Regions from separate parts of the Homo sapiens genome. Here all the other regions are linked to region 3. Evidence: chromatin contacts called from ENCODE Hi-C or POLR2A ChIA-PET data. All regions are on one chromosome and are shown on one strand. The core of a region is the stretch at or near the end of the contact, and the rest is flanking DNA. Distances in the headings are between cores, read along the strand shown.

The links. Hi-C counts contacts between places; a loop is a spot of excess contacts on that map. ChIA-PET counts read pairs that join two places held with the same protein, here RNA polymerase II (POLR2A). Pooled maps may share reads with other maps.
Region 1: a map of CD4-positive, alpha-beta T cell shows a loop between it and region 3 (6-fold over the local background). The contact joins the promoter of ENTPD1-AS1 here to the promoter of TM9SF3 in region 3. A Hi-C loop is called at or near these places in 3 of 168 maps with a recorded cell type or tissue (CD4-positive, alpha-beta T cell, naive thymus-derived CD4-positive, alpha-beta T cell and posterior vena cava) and 11 of 50 pooled maps. POLR2A ChIA-PET finds 5 or more read pairs at or near these places in 2 of 52 experiments (CD4-positive, alpha-beta memory T cell and RWPE1).
Region 2: a loop to region 3 is called in a pooled map, with 3 times the contacts of the local background. The contact joins the enhancer-like site here to the promoter of TM9SF3 in region 3. A Hi-C loop is called at or near these places in 1 of 168 maps with a recorded cell type or tissue (ascending aorta) and 10 of 50 pooled maps. POLR2A ChIA-PET finds 5 or more read pairs at or near these places in 1 of 52 experiments (AG04449).
Region 4: a loop to region 3 is called in a map of ascending aorta, with 2.9 times the contacts of the local background. The contact joins the enhancer-like site here to the promoter of TM9SF3 in region 3. A Hi-C loop is called at or near these places in 2 of 168 maps with a recorded cell type or tissue (ascending aorta and breast epithelium), 1 of 37 single-sample maps with no recorded cell type and 4 of 50 pooled maps. POLR2A ChIA-PET finds 5 or more read pairs at or near these places in 2 of 52 experiments (OCI-LY7 and activated B cell).
Region 5: a pooled map shows a loop between it and region 3 (4-fold over the local background). The contact joins the enhancer-like site here to the promoter of TM9SF3 in region 3. A Hi-C loop is called at or near these places in 1 of 168 maps with a recorded cell type or tissue (ascending aorta), 2 of 37 single-sample maps with no recorded cell type and 12 of 50 pooled maps. POLR2A ChIA-PET finds 5 or more read pairs at or near these places in 1 of 52 experiments (WTC11).

The regions. Positions count from the first base shown.
Region 1 is chr10:96,088,922-96,091,621 of GRCh38, reverse strand. ENTPD1-AS1 (ENTPD1 antisense RNA 1) reads left to right here and starts at 1,387. Exons shown (of 6, transcript NR_038444.1): 1 at 1,387-1,640; 2 at 2,315-2,356. RefSeq lists enhancers at 1,238-1,287, 1,298-1,667.
Region 2 is chr10:97,036,363-97,039,062 of GRCh38, reverse strand. SLIT1 (slit guidance ligand 1) reads left to right here. Exons shown (of 37, transcript NM_003061.3): 22 at 1,297-1,365. Among named protein-coding and RNA genes, the nearest start is that of SLIT1-AS1, 65 kb to the left of the region's middle. RefSeq lists an enhancer at 481-981. Within about 2 kb of position 1,327, at least 4 of the 41 ENCODE cell types and tissues checked have a DNase peak (open chromatin) inside an H3K27ac peak, as active enhancers do.
Region 3 is chr10:96,585,551-96,588,279 of GRCh38, reverse strand. It overlaps TM9SF3 (transmembrane 9 superfamily member 3), which reads left to right and starts at 1,268. Exons shown (of 15, transcript NM_020123.4): 1 at 1,268-1,546. The coding sequence starts at 1,445. LOC105378443 (a long non-coding RNA gene) reads right to left here and starts at 1,216. Exons shown (of 3, transcript XR_946220.4): 1 at 1-1,216. RefSeq lists an enhancer at 101-160 and a silencer at 1,039-1,608.
Region 4 is chr10:96,289,539-96,292,238 of GRCh38, reverse strand. No RefSeq gene overlaps it. Among named protein-coding and RNA genes, the nearest start is that of DNTT, 14 kb to the left of the region's middle. Within about 2 kb of position 1,347, at least 3 of the 41 ENCODE cell types and tissues checked have a DNase peak (open chromatin) inside an H3K27ac peak, as active enhancers do; they include OCI-LY7, where a contact is called at or near this core.
Region 5 is chr10:97,015,558-97,018,257 of GRCh38, reverse strand. All of the region lies in intron 28 of SLIT1 (slit guidance ligand 1), which reads left to right. Among named protein-coding and RNA genes, the nearest start is that of SLIT1-AS1, 86 kb to the left of the region's middle. Within about 2 kb of position 1,392, at least 3 of the 41 ENCODE cell types and tissues checked have a DNase peak (open chromatin) inside an H3K27ac peak, as active enhancers do.

The DNA of each region.
Region 1 (2,700 bases), core at 138-2,637, 500 kb after region 3:
AATAAAAATAGCTTTTTATATTTGTTCTCCACCATTTCAAGTATCCAAACGCCCCACATGACTTGACCCCTGCAACTTTGTTTTAGGGAAGACTTTTGGTGGTAGCATACTCTCATACGAAAGTGTGTGAAAAACATCAATTTGCTTTTTTACTTTTCCTGTGAGGATTATAGAACCAAAACAAAATATCGAAAATTTTGAGAATACACTGACTCACAAAAATCCAATGCTTTTCTAGTCAAACAGGATTTCTCTACGTGATTTGTATCAAGGACGGTCATTTATCAAAATGTGACAACATGCCTTTGCCGTCATTATAACAGCAGGCAATTAAAAATGTTTTTACCATAGCCAGTTTGCTTATTTTTCTATTTTAAAAGGGTTTTATAGCAGATATGCAAAAGAGAAAGCAGAGAGAAAAAAATAAAATCACTCTCTATTCAAACACTATCACTGTTAATTTTGATGTATTTCTTGTGTTTTTCTAGGCATAATTTGTTTTTACAAAAACATAGCCTTAGTGGCTAGTCCCACTTTATTATGTGAGTACTGGTCAATGCAGAAAGAAGACTAAACAAACTACAGATTGGTTTTCAGTCATATTCTAAAGAAACAGAAGCCAAACAAACACTTGGTCTGGTGGAAAGTCCAAGATTATGGTCCTTGGCCCTCTGTTAAGGCCAGCTAGAGTATCTGGTGATGGTGAGAGGCCTCCAACTGTCTTAGTCCTGGATTTAAAAGGGCCTAAACGGAGCTAAAATGTTCCCCAGAGCCTAGCAATCATTGACAGTTTCCTCAGGTAACCAGCGCTGCAGACGGAGAATGCTGCAAAGGCAAGGTGTCAGAAACCAATTGAAATCCGAGGTTCAGCCAAGGGGACCCAGGCACACACGTGGGCCTTGTGTTCACCATAAAGAGCATACTGGCTACAAGTTGGCCCCTCTCTGGGCAACAGAGTGCCTAACTTAAAGGGGCTTACGAGGATGCCATGCGCCAACAGCTCTGGTTTTACAAAATGGAGTCACCAGGGAGAACGCGGTGTCTGGGTTAGACCACGTTCACCAAGTACCAGCTATACGATCTCGGACAAATTTACTTGCCCTCTCTTAACCTTAGTTTCCCCATATATAAAATGTAAGTGATACATTTCTGACTGCTGGGATTGTAAGGAAGGGATTAAATGGCTTGCCAATGAGGTGTTCAGCACAATGCCTGCCTAACACGTAAAACGTGTTGGGGTTGGTTGGTTGTAAGACCCACAACCTCTCTCCCCACTCTACCCCCGCCCCGCCACCAGCAGCCCAGCTGCAGCCGCTTCCGGGAACCACTTCGCTTCGGTCTCCCACTGCCGAACGCGGATCCCTCCGCGTTGCGTCACTTCCGGGAGACTCTGGCCGCGGCGATTCAATATATCCGGAAGCAACTGTCATGGCTGCTGTCAGTGAGGGCCCGTAATGGAGATCGAGTCAAGGGTTGCCCAGGGACACTTAAGAGCCTTCGGCTTCAAGGAGGCCTCTCAAAGGACAAAGGATGAGACTGCCTGGCGGCAGAGTGCCCCCCACAATCGTAGGAACTGTGTCGCCGCGCTTCCCGTTAACTTGCCGCTAAGTTTTTCTAGAAAAGTCGCCCTTCTTGCCAGGGTGGGACCTCACTTCTGACCTAGCCCTTCTTTGTGTACCAAGTTTTTGTTTCCGTCATTTCCCGCAGCCCGGGAGCTCGGCGGGCGATACTGTGGTAGCCTGGGAGGAAGGGGCGGGCCGGATGCTGGAACCGAGAGAGGTGGGGCTCGTCGAGGAGTCACGGGCGGCCGAGGCTGGAGTCTCCTAAATGCAACCTTGAGCTGTTCCACCCTTTGGTGCTTGGTCTGTTAGCTCGAGGTGCTCCTCACCGTGGAGGCGTTTAGAGCTGGTCATAAGGCTCTTACCTGCTGACCCAACCACCCTCAACCACAGCTTGCCCTGCTCCAGATAGACTTTGATCCTAGAAAATATCTAAGATGGGTGTAGTGCAGTATGTTATTGTTTTAAGTCTCAAACATAAGCAAACTATTATTAAAAGTTTTAGAATTAATAGGCAGAGTTCACATATTGGGTCGTGTTATTGTTTTAAGGTTTAAATTTAGATAACATGTTAGTACTTGTTGAGATTTTAACAAAAGCATTAAAAAAATGAGAAAATAGATTAATCTTTAGAATATTTTAAGTTTGCTACTGCGCAGTGGTAACATGAAGACACCTCATAATAAGTCTTTGATTACCAGAAGCTTCTGAAAGTAAAATTATGGGTATATTAATGTGAGTTTTCCTCTCTGCAGGGTGTCCTATAGACTTTGTCATGGAGTGAAACAGAAACAAATGTGAGTTAATCATTAACATTTCCTAGTGGTTAAAATTACTTTTTAAGCGCTTAACTGTGTATTTTTTAGATTGAAGATTTCAAATGAAATTTTGATTTGACTGAAATATTTAATATGTGATGAGTTGATATTAAAATACAGAAGATTACTATTTTTATAGAAACAATAATGTAGAAACTAATATTTGAAGCAGGTTTACTCCACATACTGTGTTATAATTTAAATTTTCACTTAAACTCTCAAAATCAGAAGAGCTGACCTAGTAAGGCTTAAACCTCTAAAACTTGTGGTTTTAACAAGGCTTAATATACGTAGTTATAATAGTTTTTAAAAAAATTGTTATC
Region 2 (2,700 bases), core at 78-2,577, 450 kb before region 3:
GCCTGGCCTGCCCCGTCTTCACCCTGTTTTCTACTGCAGAGTTAGTGTCCTACAAACCTCATGAGTCCTTGCTTTCTCCTTGGAGCCTCCTAGCAGCCCTGAGAATAATGGGATGGGTGGGGCAGCCTACCTTCTTTGACTGAAGATGGTGAAGTTCAGAGCCTGCGAAAATCTTTTAACTTCTCTAAACCTCAGTTTTGTCATCTGTGAAATGGGACTACTTGGGTATGTGGACGAGGACTGCCTCGAGGATCAAACGAGATGGGTGGGAAGTCAGTTTGTATGATGCAGAGCGAGGGGTAAGGATGAGCACAGCCCTCCTTTTGCTCCTCTCTGGGGCTTTGGGAAGTGGGGGAGAGCTGTCCTGCAGGCTGTAGTTAGTTGGGGGGTGGAGATCCTGTGCTGGAGCTCAGCTTGGCTCAGCTCCTGGCATTGGGCCACTGCTTAGCACCTTCAGGCTGGAGGCATGAATGGTCAACAATGAAGGGAAGAGGGGGAGGTTCAGAGCATCTTGAATCCCAAGCTCTATCCTGTAGAAATGGGAACCTTGGGAAGCTTCGGGCTTAGGAGGATTTCGGTGGGCTTGGTTTTAAGGACAGTGACTTGGATAGCAGTGAGTAGAGTGGAGGCCAGAAGGGAGGTCCAAGGTGCAGAGAACAGACAGAAGAGGCTGCAGCAGGAGCCCGGGCATGGGTGGTGGTGCACAGTCGGCGGGTGGCATGAGAGTGCAAGGAAAGCAAGCTGTGAGAGAGCAGCGGTGGCACTGGCTGCAGAGGGAGGAGGAGAAGCGACATCAGGGTGCGGAGCCTGGAAGGCAGGAAGGCAGAGGGGTGCTGATGGAATGAGGGGGAACTGGTTGGGCAGTCTGGCTGTGAATCAGCTTCACAGCCCATGCCAGCAGGTGGACAGGGGGCCCTGGGAGCTGGCAGGGCCCGGTAACGTGCAAATCAGATCTATTTGGCCAGGAAAGAGCAGAGCAGGGAGGGGAAGGCAGGGGCCCAGGGAGTGTCCATGGACAAGGAGGAGGCTGGGAGGGTGAGAAGGGAAGCGAGAAGGGAACCGAGAGAGGCCACGTGACTATTGGCTTTTTACCAAGTCCTCTGGGTGGCACCTCCCCAGATGGCTTCAACAACGTACATATTTTCTCCTCCCATAAGTGATTCTGGGCCCATCGTGTGGCCTATGTGGAGGAGAGGAAATGAGAGCGAAGTCCCTGGCTGCAGGGAAGGCTGTCCCCAGCATGGGGCACCACCAGAGGTGGAGATGGGCACTAACGCCGCTGTGTTCTCTCTGCAGCTATTTGGACGGGAACCAGTTCACGCTGGTTCCGGGACAGCTGTCTACCTTCAAGTACCTGCAGCTCGTGTAAGTATCCAGGCCGCTTGAGGACAGGAGGGCCTTTGGCATCTAACCATCAGGACTCCGGCTTTCCTGGAATTTCCTACGGACCTCACTTCTGGGCAGATCCTGCTTCTTTTCCTTTCCCTGCTCCCCTCTGGGAACAGCTGTGCCTAGAGCTGTTTTGCCACCTAGTGGCCACGATTGGCAATTACATAGTTCCAGGCCATGTTGGGTTGGACCTGCCTCCTCCTCCTGCCCACGCCGTCTCCCCAAAGCTCCCCCGTGAGGCTGGTCGTGACTGTTAAAAGGGTTATCCTGGTCGGGCGGGCACGGTGGCTCACACCTGTAATCCCAGCACTTTGGGAGGCTGAGGCGGACGGATAACCTCTCGAACTCATGTTGGAGTTCGAGACCAGCCTGATCAACATGGAGAAACCCCATCTTTCCTAAAAATACAAAATTAGCCGGGCATGGTGGCACATGCCTGTAATCCCAGCTACTCGGGAGGCTGAGGTAGGAGAATCGCTTGAACCCGGGAGGTGGAGGCTGCAGTGAGCCAAGATCGCACCATTGCACTCCAGCCTGGGCAACAAGAGCAAAACTCCGTCACACACACACACATACACACACACACACACACACACACACACACACACACACACACACACACACAAAGGGGGTTATTCTTGCAAGGTTAGGAGCCAAGGAGCCAGGAAAAGTGGAGGGTGATGGAAAGCTTCTCGGTCCAGCTCAGCTCTCAAACCAAGTATGAACTATGGCAGCTACAAATACATACCTGTAACTAAGTTTTTCTTCAGGCTACGCCTCTGCTTTTCTATTATTTCCACCTTTGACCCCTTCTACTCCATGAAAATATACAAAATAAGCCTCAGGATAATAAGTTCAGCTCCTTTTAGTTTTCTAGCCTACCTAGCTCCTCACTTCAATTGTCTTTATCTGCTCCTTGGCCAGATTCTACCAAAAAGAAGTCCAGAGAACATTCCACCTTAGTGTGATTTGGAGCAGTCCCACTCCAAGTGCAATCTACGGGCCCACATCAGTCCCAGAACTGTTTGTAATGGGTTTGTAATTAGATATGGCGCTTACACCAGAATCTAAATCAATGTATTGCTTCCTTTGTTGAGAAAGTCTTGCTATGGAAACAATGTTCGCGTAAACTAAGCTAGGTGTGGTGACCGGATCTTGGCCCAAGTTTCTTATTGTGGGTTGGTGAAATTTAGTTCAAGGACTGGCTACTTTGGGCGGCTCTGGCTTACAGAATTTTGAAGCTCCAATTTATCTGTCTTTGCTTAATGACCTGGCCAATGTGTGTTGAATGTTCCAATGGGAGGGGTGGAG
Region 3 (2,729 bases), core at 19-2,518:
GGAGCCAGACTGAGTGGGTCTGGTGTTTCAGCAAGCCACTCAAGCTCTCTGTGCTTCAGTTACCTCATCTGTAACAGGAACATTTTCACCGTACCTGCTGCATAGGGTTTCTGTGAGAATTTAATGAGCCAATATCGTTCAGAATAGTGCCTGGCAGATGAACGCCCTCGTGGTGACTCCATGATTTATTTACCTAACATTGAAGAACTGTTTTAAGCAAGGGAGTGAGCGATATAATCTGGTTTCTTTTTAGAATAAAAAAAACATCACCCTGGCACCTGTTGGGGATGTTAAACGGGAGGAAGATCAGTCAGTGATGGATATCTTCTTGTGAGACTCTTGCAATACATAGTGATACGGAAGACTGGTTGGTACTGGCAGAGGAAGGAGAGGAAAAATAAACTCTTGAACCACTTTTAAGAGACCAAATGCTAGAACTTGTTGACTGCTGATGGCTGAGAAGAGACAATCTGACAAGTTCGAGATTTTTGGCTTAGTGGCCTGTGTAAATGGTGGTGCCACATTCGTATATTTTTTTTTTTTTAAAGATTTTTTGTTTCAGTGTCTACTACGGATCTGGCACTGTTCTAGGTACAGGAAATACGGAAACAGGATCTCTGCTCCGAGGAGCTTACACTCCAAGAGATATTTATGACTGGGAAGAGGAGACCCAGAAATAGTTAAGTAAACACATAAATGAACAAGAATGGCAAGCTAACTTAGCATGTCTTGATTGAACAGTAGGGGTCCAGTAAATATTCAGTAACTTTAAAACATCCAACCCTGTACGAGTTTAACAATCTCTCCTAACGGTGATTACAGGAGCCCGTGATTCATTCACAGCGGCAGACGAGCGCCAGGAAAGGGTTATTTGATCTGATCCCTCAAGTTCCGGAGGCAGCAGGTCAGACGATCGGCCCCATTTGGCAGCCAGGAAAAAAGCTTAAGCATTTTGGCCAAGGTTACACAACCCGAAACACCGGGACGCGGCCCGGAGGCGGCTTCGGCCTTGCGGTCCAGGCTAGGCCACTGCGCCGGGGCCCAGCCTGCTCGGCGCCCGCCCGAGTGCTCGGCAGGCCCGTAGCGCCGCGGCTCCCAGGAGCCGAGGGGCAGCCGGCGCGCAGGCGGCGGTTGCCGGGCCCTCCCTCGGCCCGGCGGCGGTGGCGGCCCCGCGTCGCGAGGCACTTCCGGCGCGTGCCGGGGTGGCCGGATGACGTGGCTGAGTCAGAGGAAGAGGCTGAGGAGGCGCGGGGGGCGGGGGAGGCTCAGGAGCGGGCGGTGACGGCGACGGCGGCGGCAGAGGAGGCAGCGGCTGGGCCGGGCCCCGTGCGTCTGTCCGCGCCCCGTGGATGCGAATCGGCCGCGGCGGAGGCGGCGGCGGCGGAGGAGGCGGCGGCGGGAGGAGGAGTCGGTGAGCCGGCTCCGGGCCGGAGGGGCGCGGAGGATGAGGCCGCTGCCTGGCGCTCTTGGCGTGGCGGCGGCCGCCGCGCTGTGGCTGCTGCTGCTGCTGCTGCCCCGGACCCGGGCGGACGAGCACGAACACACGGTGAGGCGCCCCGGCCGGCGCGGCCGCCCCGGGCTAGCTCCCCAGTTGCCCACTGAGGCAGGCCCCACGCAGCCTGGAGTGCCCGGCGGCCCGGTGGTGCCCCACTGCGGCCCGAGGACTCCTTCCGGTTGGGCCTGGCGGAGCAGGAACCTTGGGAGCGTGGAGGAGGCATTTCCGTGCGCTCCCGGGACAGGGCTCCGCTCCCGAGTGACAGGGTCTCCTTCCCCCGGTCTGGGCCTCAGTGGCGCCGCACCCCAGGGTCTCGGGGTTCCTGGGACCCTGGGGCCAGGAAGGAGCCTGGGAAGGGTTGAGGTTCATCCACCGCGGGAGCGGGGCAACGGGCAGGCTGGGCTCGGGGCTTTTGCCCCCCAGGGAAGGAGACTGCCTTCTGGCTACTGAGGGCTGCGACGCCGAGGAAGATGGATGCATCGTGATTACCCGGCAGCCACTAACCAGGAAATATCCTACACTTTATGGTCTCCTTTGGCTTTTATCGCCCGCTTCTGCCCAGACCGGATTAAAACCCTGGGGTGGGGCAGCATTAATAAACTTGAATTGAAGAGCAGTTTATACTTACTTGTAAGTGCACCCAACCTACACGCGTTCAATTCCTAGGCCTTTCTTGTAACTTTCTCCTCACCTTCCAGCCCCTAAGTGAGACCCCCATCCCGATAGTCTCTAACTAAGGCAGCTTCTGACAGTAAAGGGTCTTGACGTTTCCCAGTCTTCAGGTCAGGGCCAGAAACAGTCCCTTTTGCATTTGGCCTAAAGGTGATTGGCAGTTTGTTTAATTGGTATTCTCACATCAAAACGTGCATGTGAACGACTCTTCAAATGGCTTTCACTTAGGGCTGTAACTGTGGTTTTCAGAGTGGTAGACTTGAGCAAGGCAGGAAGGTCAGGTAAATTGAGAGTTTGCTTGACGAGTAATTGTTTTTTATACCTTTACCATTAATGATAGGAGTTTCTATGAGAGACTGTGTTTGTACTAAATCAGAACGATCTGAGGGAGTCTTATGTCATTTCTGGTAAGTGAGGAAATGAAGCAGTCGTCCTTACCTATTTAATGGATCCGATTTTATTTGTAATCAACAAAACTTTTCGCTGGATCCTTGGCTAGCTGGGATCTTATTTTAGCTAATAAAAGCTCTAAACTTTTGACTGTTCTACCTTCGGTCACAGC
Region 4 (2,700 bases), core at 98-2,597, 300 kb after region 3:
TACACTAAAAGCCTGGACTTTTTATAACTATTATATCCATGTAACAAAACAACACTTACACCCCCTAAATCTATAGGAAAATTTAAATATTAAAAATGGAAAATGTTACTTGCATTCATAGGTACATATTAAATAGCTGTTTAATGTGTAGATAGAGGCTGCTCTGGTTGTGTAGTCTTCCAGCTCTGGACTGTGCCAATAGCATGGGGTTTGGAGTCAAATCCAAGTTCTATCATTTACACTTGATGGCATTTTGATGACAGATAATTTGCTTAAATCCTCTATATGTGCATTTAAATTTGTATAGCTATTGCCAATCTGCAAATTGCTCTCCATTGACAATGTACCAGTTTACACTCAGATTACACACCGGAGAGGTGATGGGCCCGTTGTCTCACGCTCATCACACATGGTGTACTCTCAAACTTTGGGTTGCTTGCAAATATGAAATGTAGAAGAAGCTATCCCAGTGGAGTTTTCATTTGCTTTTTCTTCAATATGAGTGAGGTTGTGCATCTTTTCATCTATTTAAGGGCTACGAGTATTTCTATAAACCATCCTTTCTATCTTTTGCTTATGTTTTATTGGGTGTGTGTGTTTCCTTATTTATTTGTGTGATTTGCTTATATATGACAAAATTAGTCTTCTTCCTGAGTATAGGTTTCAAATACTTCCCCCGATTTGTTTTCTGACTTCTGACTTGGTTAATGGTGGTGACTTTTAAACATGCAGATCTTTTAAATGTAGTCAAATATATCAATCTTATTCTTTATGGCTTCTCTGTTTGTGTCATACTTAGCCCTTTCCCACTCAGAGATTCTAAACCCTAAGCAGCAGCGGGTGGGATGGGGTGGAGTGGGATGGTGAGGGATGGGAATGATGTTCTCTTCTAGGTTTTTTAGGGATTTATTTTCACATTTAAATCTTTAATCCACTGGAATTTATTTTTGTGTAACAAGTGAGGTATTGGATCCAAGTTTCTCTTCCCCCAAGTAGCTTCCTACTTGTCCTAGATTCTTTTATTAAATAATCCATATTTTCTCCACTTATTTAAAACCTAGTTAACTTTTGAAAGAATACACGAAGGTCCATGACTTCTAAATTTGGCAGCAGGAGGAGGTCTAAGCTGCAGAATGTTAGATGAGGCTCTTAGCTCTTTCTGAATTGTATCTGTTGTTATTTGGAAAAAGAAGAAATAAAAGTGCATTGATCTGAAAATTTAATTCAACAAATAGCTGTGTGGGAGAGTGGAAACAACACAGGCTCTTAAGTTAGAAAACCTGACTTCACTTCTCATATTGACTAATTGTGGGGAAGTCATGCAACTGCTGTGTGCCTCAGCTTTCGCCTCTGTAAAAATGGACCTAATAATGGCATCTATGCCATAATATGCTGTGCAGTTAAAGTGCATTGGTGCTTTATAAACTGTACAGGACTACAGGCACATGAGCTGTTATCTGAATTTTTACAAGGTGGTACAGCATTGCCAGTTAACTTATACAACACAATTCTATATTTGTGAATGTTTCACCATTCTTGAAATCCTTTCAGCTTCTTTGAAGATGATTAGCTTCTTTCTCCTTGCTGGGGAGTATTCTGGGTTTGCTATTTTTAGTTTGCTTAAATGTGTTTTCTGACAGCTTCTGAGTGGCAGTGGGGGGTTGGTAGGAAAGGAAGAGGTGACCGGGAAGTTAGAATCATCCACTGGGTTTCGAGGGAGAGGGAGCTGAGGCCGCACCTGGAAGAATGATCTGGAAGGAGGTAGAAAATAGGAAACCATAGGGAGAGTGAATTAGCTTATTTAGAATCTTGTATATATAATGATTATCTAGTTAAACTTTTGTTTTATAATTTATAGCAAAGTTTTGTGGACAGTACAGAAGAATGGTGAGAGTCAGTTAATGCAGTGATCGAATCACAATCCCTCTTCTTATTAATAGTTATTTAACCTCTCCAAAGCCTTTTTCTCATCTGTGCCCAAGGGATTATAAAGATTGAATGAGACAACATTCATTTCTCATGCTTATGTGACTCTAGATAGGAGGTTGGAGTGGGCAATTGAGAACAAAGTGTAAATTCATGATGGTGACTTGTGTTTGCCCTTGGGAGATGCAGTAGAAATTGTCTGCAATCGAGAGGTGCAACTGGAATCTGGACACTCACTCTTCCCCATCCCATAGACAAATGCTCTACCTCACTTCAAAGGCAACAGAAGCCTAGGAGGAAGAAGATGCCTCTAATACCCTGTCAAGTTTGCAAGAAAGGACATGGGATGATGACTCCATTATCACAGGGGAAGGAAAAATGTCCAGGTGACAAGGGGTGGGGACAATGAGTGGGGGCTTAAGGGGGAGGGGGCATCCATGGGACCAGCAGAAGGATTGGGAGAAAGTGAAAACAGATATGGGTCACTAATTGAAGAAAAATGTGACTGTGATTTAATTTGTTGGAACCAGAAAAACCTGCTCTTCAGAGTTCTCTTCTGCAAGCCTGGCCTTATCAATACATCAATCTGGTCATCCATCCATCACATGGTGGCTGCTGTCAATCATGGTTCCCTGCGCTGGAGCCCTCCACACGCAGTATTACAAATGCTCCCAGCCCTGAGGGAAAGGTGGCTCTAAAATTCCTTTTCTGTCGAGCACATTTTGCGTATGCTTATTAAGTTTTAAAAATTTGGAAACAAGTTACCCAAAACAT
Region 5 (2,700 bases), core at 143-2,642, 430 kb before region 3:
GGTGCCATGGGGGCCTTTTTGAAGGCACTCGGATTCCATGGCCAAAGCATATACAGTGCAGTGCCAAGGACCACAGCAGGGGTGTTTGAAATTCCTATAAATTTCCATTCAGGCCGTGCTCGGTGGCTCACTCCTGTAATCCCAACACTTTGGGAGGCCGAGGTGGGCAGATCACGAGGTCAGGAGTTTGAGACCAGCCTGGCCAACATAGTGAAACCCCATCTCTAATAAAAATACAAAAATTAGCTGGGTGTGGTGGCACGCGCCTGTAATCCCAGCTACTCCGGAGGCTGAGGCAGGAGAATCGCTTGAAACTGGAAGGCGGAGGTTGCAGTGAGCCAAGATCATTCCACTGCACTCCAGCCTGAGCAACAAGAGCGAAACTCTGTCTCAAAAAAAAAAAAAAAAAGAAAAGAAAATTTCCATTCACCCCAAAGCCTCCAATCTCCCTCGAAGAGCCTGCTCCTGACAGTGCTGCCTGCAGACAGGGCCCTGGCCAGCCTCCTCAAGCTGCCCCCTGAGCCCCTGAGACACAGCTGGGGCTGCCACTGGGTGGGTGAGGCCTGCCCAGAGGTGGGAGCCAAGGCCTGTTTGCTTTCTCTGGGGTCCCCCCATCTCATGAGTCACACTGGGCACTGTGGGAGGGGATAGCCCTCCGGCCCTGCCCTGAGCAGCCCATTTTCTGCTATTCAGTGAAGGGGCCAGCCCTAATGACCCCATCTCTTAAGTCCTTCCAGAGCTGACATCACAACGCAAGCGCCCTCCCACTGGCTGCTCCCCACAGGACCGCCCAATGAGCCCCACCCTCCCAGAGCTTTTCTGAGGAATACATAGTATTTAGTTGCTGAAAATAAATTGCTGGCGCAATACATTGGCTCTTCCGAAAATGATGTTGAATCTGGGGGCAGAAATGGCTGAGCCTGCCTCTGCATACCCAAATTACCAGATGTAAAAATGAATCACTAAATGGCCTCTCTTCCCCTGGTTGCCTTGGAAACGGCGTCCTTACACTCTGCACCCAGCCTCCTCGGGGCTTCGGTGAGCAACTCCCTGGGCGCGCCCTCCTCATTCCTGAGACGCCCCAGCTGGGGGCTGAAAGGACACCCCCTTCACCCTGAGATGGGGAGATGGGGCAGCCCCCTCACCTCACTGCCTTACAGAATGCGGGCTGCGGGAGTGGGCTCTCCAGGTGGAAAGGGGGTGCCTCCACGAGTTACCCCTCAACCCCAAGGCTCTCTGGGGCACCTGTTATCCCCTGACCTGTGTCTACTCCCGCTACCCTGCCCCAGCTCGTACCACAGGCCACTTTCTGAAATGTGAAACTGACCCTGTCACCCCAGCTTAAAACCCTGCTGCTGGTCCCCTCCAGCCTTCAGGGAAAACAGTTAACCACAGACCATTTCCTGCAATGGTGATTTGAATTCTTTTTACTCACAGACTCCCCAGATACATTCTAAAAACTATACACTCCCTCACACATCCTTAGATTGACAGCTAAAATTTTCATTTTAAGTTTTTCATTGCAAAGGAGGTAATTTTTCCAGATATTATAAATATTATTAACATTTAAGAATAAAACTATCACTTTATTTGGGAGGCTAAGGTGGAAGGGCCTTAAGACAAGTAGTTGGAGACTAGCCTGGGCAACATGGCAAAATCCCCATGGCAAAACCCATCTCTACAGACAATTAAAAATTAACCAGGTGTAATGGTGAATGCCTATAGTCCCAGCTTCTCAGGAGGCTGAGGAGGGAGGATCACTTGAGCTCAGGAAGTTGAGGCTGCAGTAAGCTGTGATCATACCACTGCACTCCAGTCTGGGCAACACAGTGAAACTGTCTCTAAAATAAAAAAATAAATTAAGCTTTAAAAATATGACATTAAATCACTCTTTTATCATTCTCCAATGCAATCTAAACAGCACATCATTTTGACACTTTTTTTTTTTTGAGACAGAGTCTCGCTCTGTCACCCAGGCTGGAGTGCAGTGGCGAGATCTCGACTCACTGCAACCTCTGCCTCCTGGGTTCAAGCAATTCTCCTGCCTCAGCCTCCCGAGTAGCTGGGACTACAGGCATGCACCACCACACCCGGCTAATTTTTGTATTTTTAGTAGAGACGGGGTTTCACCATGTTGGCCAGGCTGGTCTCAAACTCCTGACCTCAAGGGATCCACCCACCTTGGCCTCCCAAAGTGCTGGGATTACAGGCATGTGCCACCCCACGTGGCCAATTGGATACCATTTTAAAATGACACGAACAAGTTCTTCTTTAACAGTTAAACATTTTACCTTGTTCTTTTTTCTCCTCTAACTAGTATTTCCATTTTACTCCTTACCCTCCTGTCTTTTTTTTCTAACCAAATATATTTTTATGCTAGACTCTTTTCTTGAGTACTCTGCCATGCGTCTCTGTCCCCAACATGGGTACACGTAAGTTAAAACTTAAAGTTTTTTTCTTATTTCTCATCACCATAAGCCTCTGATTTAAAGTTTCTTTTGCAGCGAGTTATCCCTACAATAATTCGAAACAACATAACTGTATTATAGAATTGGATTGAAAATTATTACACATAGAAGGAAAATTTTATTGGACTGTATCTCTCTTAATGAGATGGATGGGTGCTTTTTTGTTCTTTTCTTCTCTCAGTTGGTTTATGGGTGAATGTTGCAGAATGAGAGAGGACACAGCGTTTGATCT